Regions from separate parts of the Homo sapiens genome. Here regions 2, 3 and 4 are each linked to region 1. A link is a loop called in an ENCODE intact Hi-C map of the cell type or tissue named here. Cell type or tissue: dorsolateral prefrontal cortex. All regions are shown on one strand.

Region 1 (2,500 bases):
AAGCTGCCCCTCCATCTCTTGGCTCCAGCTCCACTGGCCTTCCTTCCACCCTTCAACATGCCCCAGGGCCTTTGCATTTACCAATTCCTTGCCTGCAGTGCTCTTTTTGCAGTGCTGTTTTTAAGTTTTTCATGTGGCTGGCTCTCCATCATTCAGGCCCCCAGTCAAAGGCCTTCCCGACAGAGCAGTCCTTGTCTTGCTCTCTCCCCTCACCCCAAGTCATGGTCATCTCATCAGCCTCTAGCTTTTCTTCAGAGCTGTTACTGCTCTCTGTCATCTGCTCCTCGCCTCAAGTCTGCCTTCCTTGCTACAATGCAAATTACATGAGGTCAAGGAATCATTCCCTAGAGCCAAGCACCCAGGAGGGGCTTAATCAATATCTTAATAAACATCCATCGAATTAAATAATTAATTTACCAAAGACACCATATGTCTGCAAAGAGGAATCCCTTGTGGAATCCCAGGTACCCCCAGACCTCAGCCCCACCCACACACATGCACACGTGCACACATGCACACATGCACCAACACTCTCCAGCCGACTGGAAGGCCTATAGGGAAAGGAGTGGTCCAGACCCTGAAGGAAGCAGACAGGGTACCTGGGCTTCCTTGGTTTGCAAGACTCACCCTCTCTTGGCCCTGAGCAGGGGCCAGTCATGCCTGGATACAGGCAACTTTAATGGCCAAAGGCTTCAAGCCAAAACAGCAAGTGTCAGGGACTCCAGGGAGAGGCACACAGACCTGGCTCTGTCCTTTCCCAGTAGCCTACATTTCCTTCTAGCAGAAGGCAAAGTCTTATACTCCCCACTGAAACAATACGGCTCAAAAGGGCCCCTGGTGGAGGAAGCATACCTACTCAAGTTCATACTAAAAACACTGAACCCAGCCAGGCACTGAACTCAGCTCTGAGGGGTATTTGGGTGGTGTCTGAAATGAGACAACAGGAAGAGGTGTCACAGAGGGGAAAGGCGGGGCACAGGAGGGCAGGTAAGATCAAAAGGCCAGCGGGTAAGATAAGAACCTCCACTCTGCAGCTCTGCTTAGCGAGCCCTACAGTTCCACTGATGGCCAGCAGGTGGCATTGTGGCTGCAAAGAGAGAGAAATACCCAGACCTCAGGAAAGCTGGGTTGAGCTGGGCTGAGACAATTAATGTCTGTCAGCCCAAACCCGGCACTCTGACCTCGCCCAGGCTGTCCCCTGGCTCTGCAGAAATCTGTCCCTTTATGGTCTCCCCAGCTCTTCATCTGGGAATCTCTTTGGAAAAGGCAGCAGGAAGCACCAGCTCCAAGCCCTGTGGTCCAAGAAGCCCCTGTGTTTCTCTGGAGTGCAGACTCTTAAGAGTTTGGCAGGGAAAGCTCTGGATGGGTGTGGTCGGGAGCCCAGAGATCTAGACCAAGTCTTAATACCTACCAGATGTGTACCCTTAATAAATCATTCATCGGGGCCCCACGCCCCTCATTCATTCATTCGCTCATTCATCAAATATTTATTGAGTACCTATAAACCAGACACCATTCTAGGCCCTGGGAATACCGAAGCAAACAAAACAGACAGATTCTCTGCCCTCGTAAAGCTGACATCTGCCAAACACACCTAACGCTACATGTTCTAGAAGCTACAGGAGAGGAGCCAACCAGAAGAAGGGAAAATACTTTGAAAACTGATGTCTTTTTCTCTATCAATCAGAATGCCCTGGGTCATGGGTTGGCAGACAGCAAACACCTGGGTGGGGCTGCTATGGCCAGGTGACCCCCTAGAGTGCGTTGCCCGAGTGAAGCCTGGTCCCCGTGCCTTGTTGCTGCCCTACCTAGCTCAGTTTGGCTGAGAAAAGAGGCAGCAGGGAGGGCCACCTCCTAGGATTGGCCAACAGTGCCCCCCTACCCGCACCCCCAGCACTCACCGTTCAGCTCACAGCCCAGTAGCTCAAAGCGCAGAGTGCAGGCCGTGTGGCAGCTCGTGGGGTACAATCTCACGTACTGAGCCTCCACAGGGGTCTCAAACAGGTTGACATGCACCGCGTTTTTGTTCCAGTTACCCACAAACTCCTAGCAGGGAAGGGACAAGACTGGAGAAGGGGGTCCATCTGAGCAGTCCCCCTCCCTGGGGTTACCTCATCTTCCTCTTCAGACCTGGGAGGCAGAGGTGGGGCTGGGAGGGTGAAGAGGACTTGGAAGAGCCAGCAGAGGCTCACACAGCAGCCTCTCCTTTGGCCACCCCACGGCCCTCCACAAAGATTCTCCTCTCACTTTCCTTAATCATCATGGAGCCTGGGCATAAACCCCTATAGCTGACACAGGGCCACCTGTAACCTACAGGGTACCTCTTTGCAAATTAGGAAAAGGCACTCCTTTCTCAAATAGTTTATTATGACAATTTTCTGACAGAGTTCCACAAATGTACAATGCCTGTACTGTGAATGGTGCCTGCTTAGCAATGACATCCTTGAGCAGTGTACAACCTACACAACTGTACATGTACCCATGAAGGCTCAGAATGAAA
Region 2 (2,500 bases), 250 kb before region 1:
GGTGGTTTACTGAACTTCTCAGTTTCTCCATCTGTAAAATGAGAATTCTAGCAACTCGTAGGGTATTTGTGAGATGTTGCAGGCAAAGCCCCCAGCACCATGCCTGTCCTAGCTTAAGCACCCACCAGGTGTCGATAAGTAATTGTTCTTCCCTGGACTGCCTGCACATCTAGGGCACCCCAGGAAGAGTCACCGCACTCTGTTTCGGGGCTCGGCTCTCTGAGGGGAGGGCATCCTGTATGGGGAGGAGGGTCTGGACCAGAGCTGTCCCTGATCGCTAGAATCAACGGCAGAATTCTTGTTATTTTAATAATAATTAATAATTTAGTGCTTCCACTAAATAAAAATCATTGGAATGGTGTCCAAGCAATTTTTTTTTTTGAGATGGAGTCTCACTCTGTCACCCAGGCTAGAGTGCAGTGACTGGATCTCAGCTCACTGCAATCTCCACCTCCTGGGTCCAAGCGATTCTCCTGCCTCAGCTTCTCAAGTAGCTAGGATTACAGTCATGTGCCATCACACCTGGCTAATTTTTGCATTTTCAGTAAAGATGAGGTTTCGCCATGTTGGCCAGGCTGGTCTCAAACTCCTGACCTCAAGTGATCCACCCCACCTCGGCCTCCCAAAGTGCTGGGATTACAGGCGTGAGCCACCACCGCACCTGGCCAAGCTGTTCCTTTTTTTAACCTCCACAGGTGATTCTGGTCCTAGGGTTTTTGAGTCACCTGCAGTGCTTTCTCAACCATCCCAGCACCTGAACACGGTGCTGTCACACTACAGTGAGCAACTGCATCACCTGGCAGGTGCTGGGTCCACCCCCAGAGTTTCAGATGCAGTGGGTTGCGGTGGAGCTCGAGAATGTGCAAGTTCCCCATTCTAACAAGTTCCCCGCTGCTGCTGGCCCGGGGGCCATGCTATGAGAGAAGCACTGCCTAAGCATCAGGTGTTAGGATGTGCAGCCACAGTTGAGAGCTGGCCCCAGGGCTGGGCGCCACCAAGGTGCACTCAGTCACAGGTCCAGCCTCTCCCCATGCCGCCTCCCTTGGCTGCCTGTTCATGCAGAGAGGTCCACAGCCCGGCAAGATGGGTCCCAAATGGCCCACTGCACAGATGAGGGACTCGACCAAGGTTAAGAACCCAAGAGATTTCAATCCAGACCTGCCTGATCCCCAAACTCAAGTGTTTTTTTCCCCTCAGCTGTCCTAGGATGGCAATGCCTCCCATCTGAGCCACTGACCTCTGGGAAGCTGGAGGGCCCCCTCCCGTGTCTGGAAGAGGTGGGAGATGCAATCTACTCTCACAGGGTTCTCTCCCACCCTGTCCACAGGGTTTCAAGGTGATGACCCAGCCCCCTGCAGTTTTATGATTTCTTACGTGCCTTCAAGGCTGCTGGGTGCGTCGGCCTTGTCTGGCTATGACTGGCCACCAGGTGGTGGCCGTGGGCCGTCTGTCCTCCTGAAAGCTTCGAGGGCAGAACCTGCATAATGAACATTTTGGGATGAGGTGTGAGGGACAGTGTCTTCAAAAATGCCTAGGGGGCTGCTCCAGGGATGCTCTAGGCAGTCTTCACTCAGCCACAGATGCTAAGGCTCAGAGAGGGGTTGGAGCATGATGCAGCCTGGCCTGGGAGGTGAGCCCAGGCTTTCTGACTCCCAGCCCAAGGTTCTGTCCATGGCTTCAGGCTTCCTTGAGAGGAGAGACAAACCAGGTTTCCTGAAGTCAGAGCAGTTCAAAGGGAATTTCCAGCCCGACTTGCTTAGATGCCCTGAGGGGAGAGAAAACCGGGGAGGTGCCCACCACCCCCACTCCCAGGCAGGCAGGACCCCGGAGAGCAGCAGGTGCGGCAGTCATGTAAAACACAGGCAACGAGAGCTCTAGAAAGAGCACCAGCTTTAGAGTCAGCTGACCTGGGCTGAGGCTCTGGCTTGAGTCATGGCGGGCAAGTGTCTTACTTCTGTGACACTCAGTATCCGCAGCCACCATATGGGCTTTCCTGCCACGCAGGGCTGAAAAGAAGATTGAGAGTCTGTATGCAGGGTGCCCAGCACTGGGCGGGGGGCCGGGGCAGGAGGGGCAGGGGCTGATAAACAGCATCCATCACTACTGATCTAAAAATCAAGAGCTGCCTTGGGGCTGCCCCTCTAGACTCCTCAACACAATTGGAGTCGATGCCAGCAAATGCGGGGTTTATTCTGATGAGGTTTGAGGATGGGAGAAGGAAAGGCGATGTTTATTGAGGTGGTAATGTCTAGCCCACGGGGAGCCCTATCTGGGGTCCCAGTCAGGGCAGGCAGCTCAGGCTATCTGGTGTCCCCTGAGCCGATGGGAGGGCCTGCGTCTTAGCAGGTACTACTTCCTCCTCCTGCAGCTGCCCCAGCTGAGCCTACAGGGTACACCTAGAGAGAGAGAAAGGTGGGTGTATTCCAGGCATCTATTCCAAGGGTCACAGATGAAAATGTCTCAAGGGCCTGTCCTGAAAAATAAATGACTGAAACAGACC
Region 3 (2,500 bases), 400 kb after region 1:
GGCCGAAGCAGGTGGATCACCTGAGGTCAGCAGTTCAAGACCAGTCTGGCCAACATGGTGAAACCCCAGCTCTACTAAAAAAAATACAAAAATTAGCTGGGCGTGGTGGTATGCACTTGTAGTCCCAGCTACTCAGGAAGCTGAGGCAGGAAGACCACTTGAATCTGGGAGGTGTGAGTTTGCAGTGAGATCACCCCACTGCACTCCAGCCTGGGTGACAGAGTGAGACTCTGTCTCAAAAAAAAAAAAAAAACCTGAGTAATCTTATCTCTATTCAAAAAAACCTGAGTAATCTTATCTCTATTCAAAGAAATTGAATTTGTGGTTCAAACTTTTTTCACAAAACTTAAGATCTAGGTCTATTCCGTGGTAAATTCATCCAAACATTTAAGGGAGAAGTAATGTAAATTCTGTGCAAATTCTTCCAGGAAATAGGAGAGAACATATTCCACCTCATTTAATTAATGAGGTCAGCATTACCCTGATACCAAACCAGACCCAGACCATTGCAAGAAAACTGCATAGCAATATCCCTGATGAATATAGAGTCTGCTGTGTTAAAGGCAGACTCAGAAGGCTATATACTGAATGATAACCATTTTTGTATGATGTTTCGTAGAAAGTAAAACCATAGGGACAGAAATTAGATCAGTAGTTGCTTGGAAATGGGAGGAGAGAATTGACTATCAGTGAGCACAAGGGAACTTTTAGAGTGATAGAAATACCTTGATTGTGGGGAGATTACACAACCATGTAAGTTTTTTTAAACTTCTAGAACTGTTCACCTACAGGGTAAGAATTTTACTGTTTGTTATTTTATCTCGGTGAACCTGTCTTTAAAAACAATACCACTTTCTCCTGCTTCAGAGTCTTGCTATGGAGATACACTTCAATTCCTACTTCAGTGGAAGAGTCGGGAAAGAAAGAGAAAGGAAAGAGCATCTCACTGCTGTGCTTGGAGGGTTTACAGAAAATATTCAGTGCTGTGCAACAGTTCTATCAGCCCAAGATTCAGCAGTTTCTCAGAGCTCTGGGTAAGCATTGCAGTATCAATAAATAGGCTTGATTTAGGTTTCTCCTTAGCTCAACCCCTTAATTCCATTTGTTAACCTACCAGAAGACACTTGAGAACAGTCCTAATGTTGCTAAGGAGTGACATCTAGTGGATTCAGGATTGGTACCTACTGGATTACATTCAACCACAAAGAGTGGCTGGAAAATGGAATATAGTATTAAGAAATCACAAAATTTTAGAAATTTAAGTCTGCCTTTAGACTTTTTTTTGGCTTTCAAAAATTTTAGCTATTAAAAGGCCAAAAAGTATGAGTTTATATCAAAGAAGACAAGAGTTTCTTTTCCATTCCTAGATGTCACAGATAAGGAAGGAGAAGAGAGAGAAGATGCAGATGTCAGTGTCACTCAGAGAACAGCATTCCAGATCCGGCAATTTCAGGTGAGAAGCCTTGCAAAGCTGCTGTACTGGCCTGAGAGGCTTTGCAAAGGAACTGTTAGCAGGGGCAGCTGGTAAGAATGGGCAGACAGTGACCAAGTAGGAGAAGAATTTTTTCTGGGTCATACAGGCAACAGGACATAGCTCTCAGAATGGAAGATAATGTATTTAAAAGGACCCTAGTGAGGATAGGTATTTAGCCACCCCAACCTGCAATACTCATTACTTCTAAGGACCACTGTTTGAGTTGATGTAAACAGAAAGGAGTCTTCAAGGCATAGAGTCTGTGTTTTTGTTTTCTGAGTCTGTGGTATAATTTGGCTTGGTCTGACAGACAACGTAAACACTGGACAATAAAGTTTGTTAGTTTCTAACCAATAGTTGTCAAAATATCAGGATGTTCTATCACAGGAGTTTTTTATTTAACAAGTAATTCTGAAGTTCCTACCATGTGCCAGAAACAGTTCTAGGTGCTGGGGATGTAGCAGGGAACAAAAGAGACAAAATATTCCTATCCTTATGGAGCTTACATTATAGTAGAAAGACACTGACAAATAATCAAATACATAGTTATTTCAGGTAACAGGGAAGGTATATAAGCATTGCTGGGTTTGGTGCCTTGTCTAAGCCTGAGATCAATGGATAGGCTCCAGGGAGCTGTGAGCCACCAGAAATTGGGTACATAGTTCATTATCTACATTTTGCATGGGGTTGGAACGGAAAGAGTCAGTTTTCAGGAGCATTCTCAGAGAGGTTTATGGTCAAAAACAGCTTAGGAAACTACTGCTCAATTCAGGTGTATTTTCAGATTTTATCCTCTTAGAATTTTGGTAGCTTTGAATTCTTTCTGTCCTAGTCTTAGGAGTCTCTGACTAGATGCCTCTTCTTCCTGATAGGAACGTGTCTGCTAACATTGCTTGCTGTGTGTGCCTTCCTTTCTCAGAGGTCCTTGTTGAATTTACTTAGCAGTCAAGAGGAAGATTTTAATAGCAAAGAAGCCCTCCTGCTAGTCACGGTTCTTACCAGTTTGTCCAAGTTACTGGAGCCCTC
Region 4 (2,500 bases), 290 kb after region 1:
TCTTCACCTCTAAAATGGGGGACTTGGACCAGGTAGATTGCTGAGCTCACTACCAGGTTCAAAGTTCAATGACAAACTCAGTTTACTGAGGTTTGAGAGAACATCCCTCCAGGGGAGCCTGGGAGCTGCTCTCCCAGTCTAAGCATGTAGATATCATCGTTTGCCTTTTGTGTGTGTGTGTCCCTTATTTGATAAAAAGATGTTTTGAGTTGTTTTTTTTTTAAGCACTCACTTGTAATTTTAGTTTTTAAACCCAAGTCCCTCTAACTTTGCCTTTGATACCAAACAATTCAAAAGTTGGATCTGAGTTTGGAGAAAGATATTTCCAACCTAAGTGGGTATTATTTTGAAACCAGATTTTTAATTTAATAGCCTATATTTGTAGTCTGTTGGATAGGTGTTTCCAAAGTGTGTCTTCTCAAGTGAAAACGCAACTCTAGGTTTCAAGTACTCCTTTTCTCCGATCCTGTGGTACTTGAATATCCAAAAACCCTGCACTTTGAACAATCAGCTGTTGCTATCTGGAACTAAACAGAACTATGAGTAAAATTGCCTGGATACTTTAAAAAGATATTTTTCCTCCTTCATCTCCTTTGACTCCAGGACAGACTGGAATATAAGTAGTGGGTCTGCATGGATGTTTCAGGGATCAAAGGAGCCACCTGGGCGCCTGAGTGCCAACCCTCAGGGCCACAGGTGGGTGTGGTTTGGGCACGGGTCCAAGTGACTGTGACGGGACCCGTGGGCATGGGTCCAGGTCTGTAACCTGAAGAAGTTGTTTTCTGACAATCACCAAATCATCCGAATGACATCAAAAGCAGCCCTTATCTCAGAGACTGAGATTTCTGTGGTCTCAACTTCGCTTTGGTATAATTTCTGGCACTCACCAGCCTCTATCATTATGACTTTCCCCCCAGTGTATTATTTCTCTAATAGGTTTCCTTTTCACGTTCTTTTAGCACAGACTGGCACTTTACCCTCTCAGTTTGGAAGTTAGCCCCTCTCCTCTGTTACTTTTCCCTTCACCCAACTACAGCTGTGATCTAGAACATTCATAGTCATATTTCTGCTACTACTACCTTCATTTATCAAGACTTTTTATGAGAATAGGTAAACCAAGCAATAACTTCCTAGGACTGAATCACCACCCCAGAAGAGCGAGAGGCTCCTTTCATATGCCTGAGGCCACACCCCTTAACCTGTTCTGACAAAATAGTGGCTGGCCCATGTACCAGCTCCATTCAGAAATTCAGGAAGAGAAAAGACAGCCCTGTTGTCACACAAACCGGTGTGGGGGAGGGTGGAGCCTGGTCTGCACGGCAGTCCTGGTGGCCCCTGTGGAGGACAGGCAGGGCTGGCAGCATAGCCTTTGTTGCCACACAACCGGAATTTGCTCCCCCAGGACTGTGGGAGCCAGTGTCCCAGCTGAAATCTTTTTAGTGTGTGGCTCTGAATGGCACTCACATTCCATTTTGGCTCACATGAAACTAACTGAAGCCCTTTGTTCAAGCTTCAGGCTCTTAGGCATGGAAATGAGAATGTGACTGTGGCTGTCTTACAGGAAAATTCTTGTTTGTCCCTGAATGAGAGCACAGAGGCATTGAATTCACAGAGCTGCAAACTTGCCTGATAAATGAGGGAGTGGCAGTTTATAGATAGGTCATCTTTTTTCCTTCCTCCAGGTGTCCTTGCCTTTCTTCCCAAAGTCATTCATTTCTGATGAGTATATGAATCCCCCTCTTGCTAGTAAGGTTCTATTTGGGCTAAAACAAGGCTGAATTTTTAAAGAGTATTTGAATATATTTTAGAATCAAATTGAGGCTATAAATTGCATCAATCTGGACAATTCCATTGCAGGAATAATATGTTAAAAACCAATGGGGAGAAGCACCCACATCTCTCCTGTAGCACTCCGTGTCTCATAAGCAATTTGAAGACACTTACAAGTAACTGATTCCAGTCAAATTAGGATTAACTGACTCAAAAAATGGTGTCAAGTTTCTTTAATGTTTTTATGTTAGAAGTGAGTTTAACAGACTTGAAGAAAACTGTTATCTTTTCCTGCTGTGAGTTTACACAAATGATTCCAGAGCAGAATGAAAGCAGAAAGCTGTTGGTTACAATATTCTTTTAACCTCTCTGCAGCATTTTACACTTACTGGGAACCTTATGATTCACCGTAAGAGTGGAAATATACCTGAGTTCGTGTCCTAATGGTCTCTAATTCACATTGGATCGTGGGCAAATCACCTCACCTCTCTGAGCCTGTTCCCTCCTCTTAGACCATCTCTAAGACCACTTCATCTATTTACACATCATTTGCTTGAACATTGCTGAACATCTGCGTGAACTTGGCCTCTCCAGCCCTTGCAGGTGGAAACAGCTGTGTCAAGGCTCAAGGCTCACGCTGAGGGGACTTGGAGGGAGGGGGCTTCTGCATTAAGCTTTCCTGGTGAAGACCCTTGATCTTGTCCAAAGCCCTGTGTCTTTGACTGGCTTC

Evidence for each region. A loop is a pair of places that touch in the nucleus more often than their neighbours do. Peaks named below come from ENCODE experiments on the same cell type or tissue, not always from the same donor. Only the 100,000 strongest peaks of a DNase experiment are listed, where the experiment ranks them.
Region 2: a loop joins it to region 1, with 2.3 times the contacts of the local background. A loop is called at or near these places in 16 of 110 quality-filtered maps.
Region 3: it touches region 1 in a loop (7-fold over the local background); 3 of 110 quality-filtered maps call a loop at or near these places.
Region 4: a loop joins it to region 1, with 2.8 times the contacts of the local background. A loop is called at or near these places in 11 of 110 quality-filtered maps.

What each region holds. Positions count from the first base shown.
Region 1 is chr15:88,903,856-88,906,355 of GRCh38, forward strand. MFGE8 (milk fat globule EGF and factor V/VIII domain containing) reads right to left here. Exons shown (of 8, transcript NM_005928.4): 5 at 1,902-2,046. Among named protein-coding and RNA genes, the nearest start is that of MFGE8, 8.3 kb to the right of the region's middle. RefSeq lists a silencer at 990-1,179. In dorsolateral prefrontal cortex, CTCF peaks have their summits at 1,060 (motif pointing right) and 1,291; a DNase peak (open chromatin) is centred at 1,066; H3K27ac peaks cover 958 bases.
Region 2 is chr15:88,656,123-88,658,622 of GRCh38, forward strand. ISG20 (interferon stimulated exonuclease gene 20) reads left to right here. Exons shown (of 4, transcript NM_002201.6): 4 at 1-361. Among named protein-coding and RNA genes, the nearest start is that of ISG20, 18 kb to the left of the region's middle. RefSeq lists an enhancer at 855-904. In dorsolateral prefrontal cortex, CTCF peaks have their summits at 1,426 (motif pointing right) and 1,629; DNase peaks (open chromatin) are centred at 969 and 1,419; H3K27me3 peaks cover 331 bases.
Region 3 is chr15:89,298,933-89,301,432 of GRCh38, forward strand. It overlaps FANCI (FA complementation group I), which reads left to right. Exons shown (of 38, transcript NM_001113378.2): 25 at 868-1,034; 26 at 1,368-1,453; 27 at 2,394-2,500. It overlaps LOC124903548 (a long non-coding RNA gene), which reads right to left. Exons shown (of 2, transcript XR_007064749.1): 2 at 1,843-2,500. Among named protein-coding and RNA genes, the nearest start is that of MIR6766, 27 kb to the right of the region's middle. In dorsolateral prefrontal cortex, CTCF peaks have their summits at 1,157 (motif pointing left) and 1,357; no DNase peak of the experiment used is centred here.
Region 4 is chr15:89,196,401-89,198,900 of GRCh38, forward strand. ABHD2 (abhydrolase domain containing 2, acylglycerol lipase) reads left to right here. Exons shown (of 11, transcript NM_152924.5): 11 at 1-2,500. It also overlaps the pseudogene LOC124903574. Among named protein-coding and RNA genes, the nearest start is that of RLBP1, 24 kb to the right of the region's middle. RefSeq lists a silencer at 1,238-1,532. In dorsolateral prefrontal cortex, a CTCF peak has its summit at 1,417; a DNase peak (open chromatin) is centred at 1,381; H3K4me3 peaks cover 1,358 bases; H3K27ac peaks cover 2,500 bases.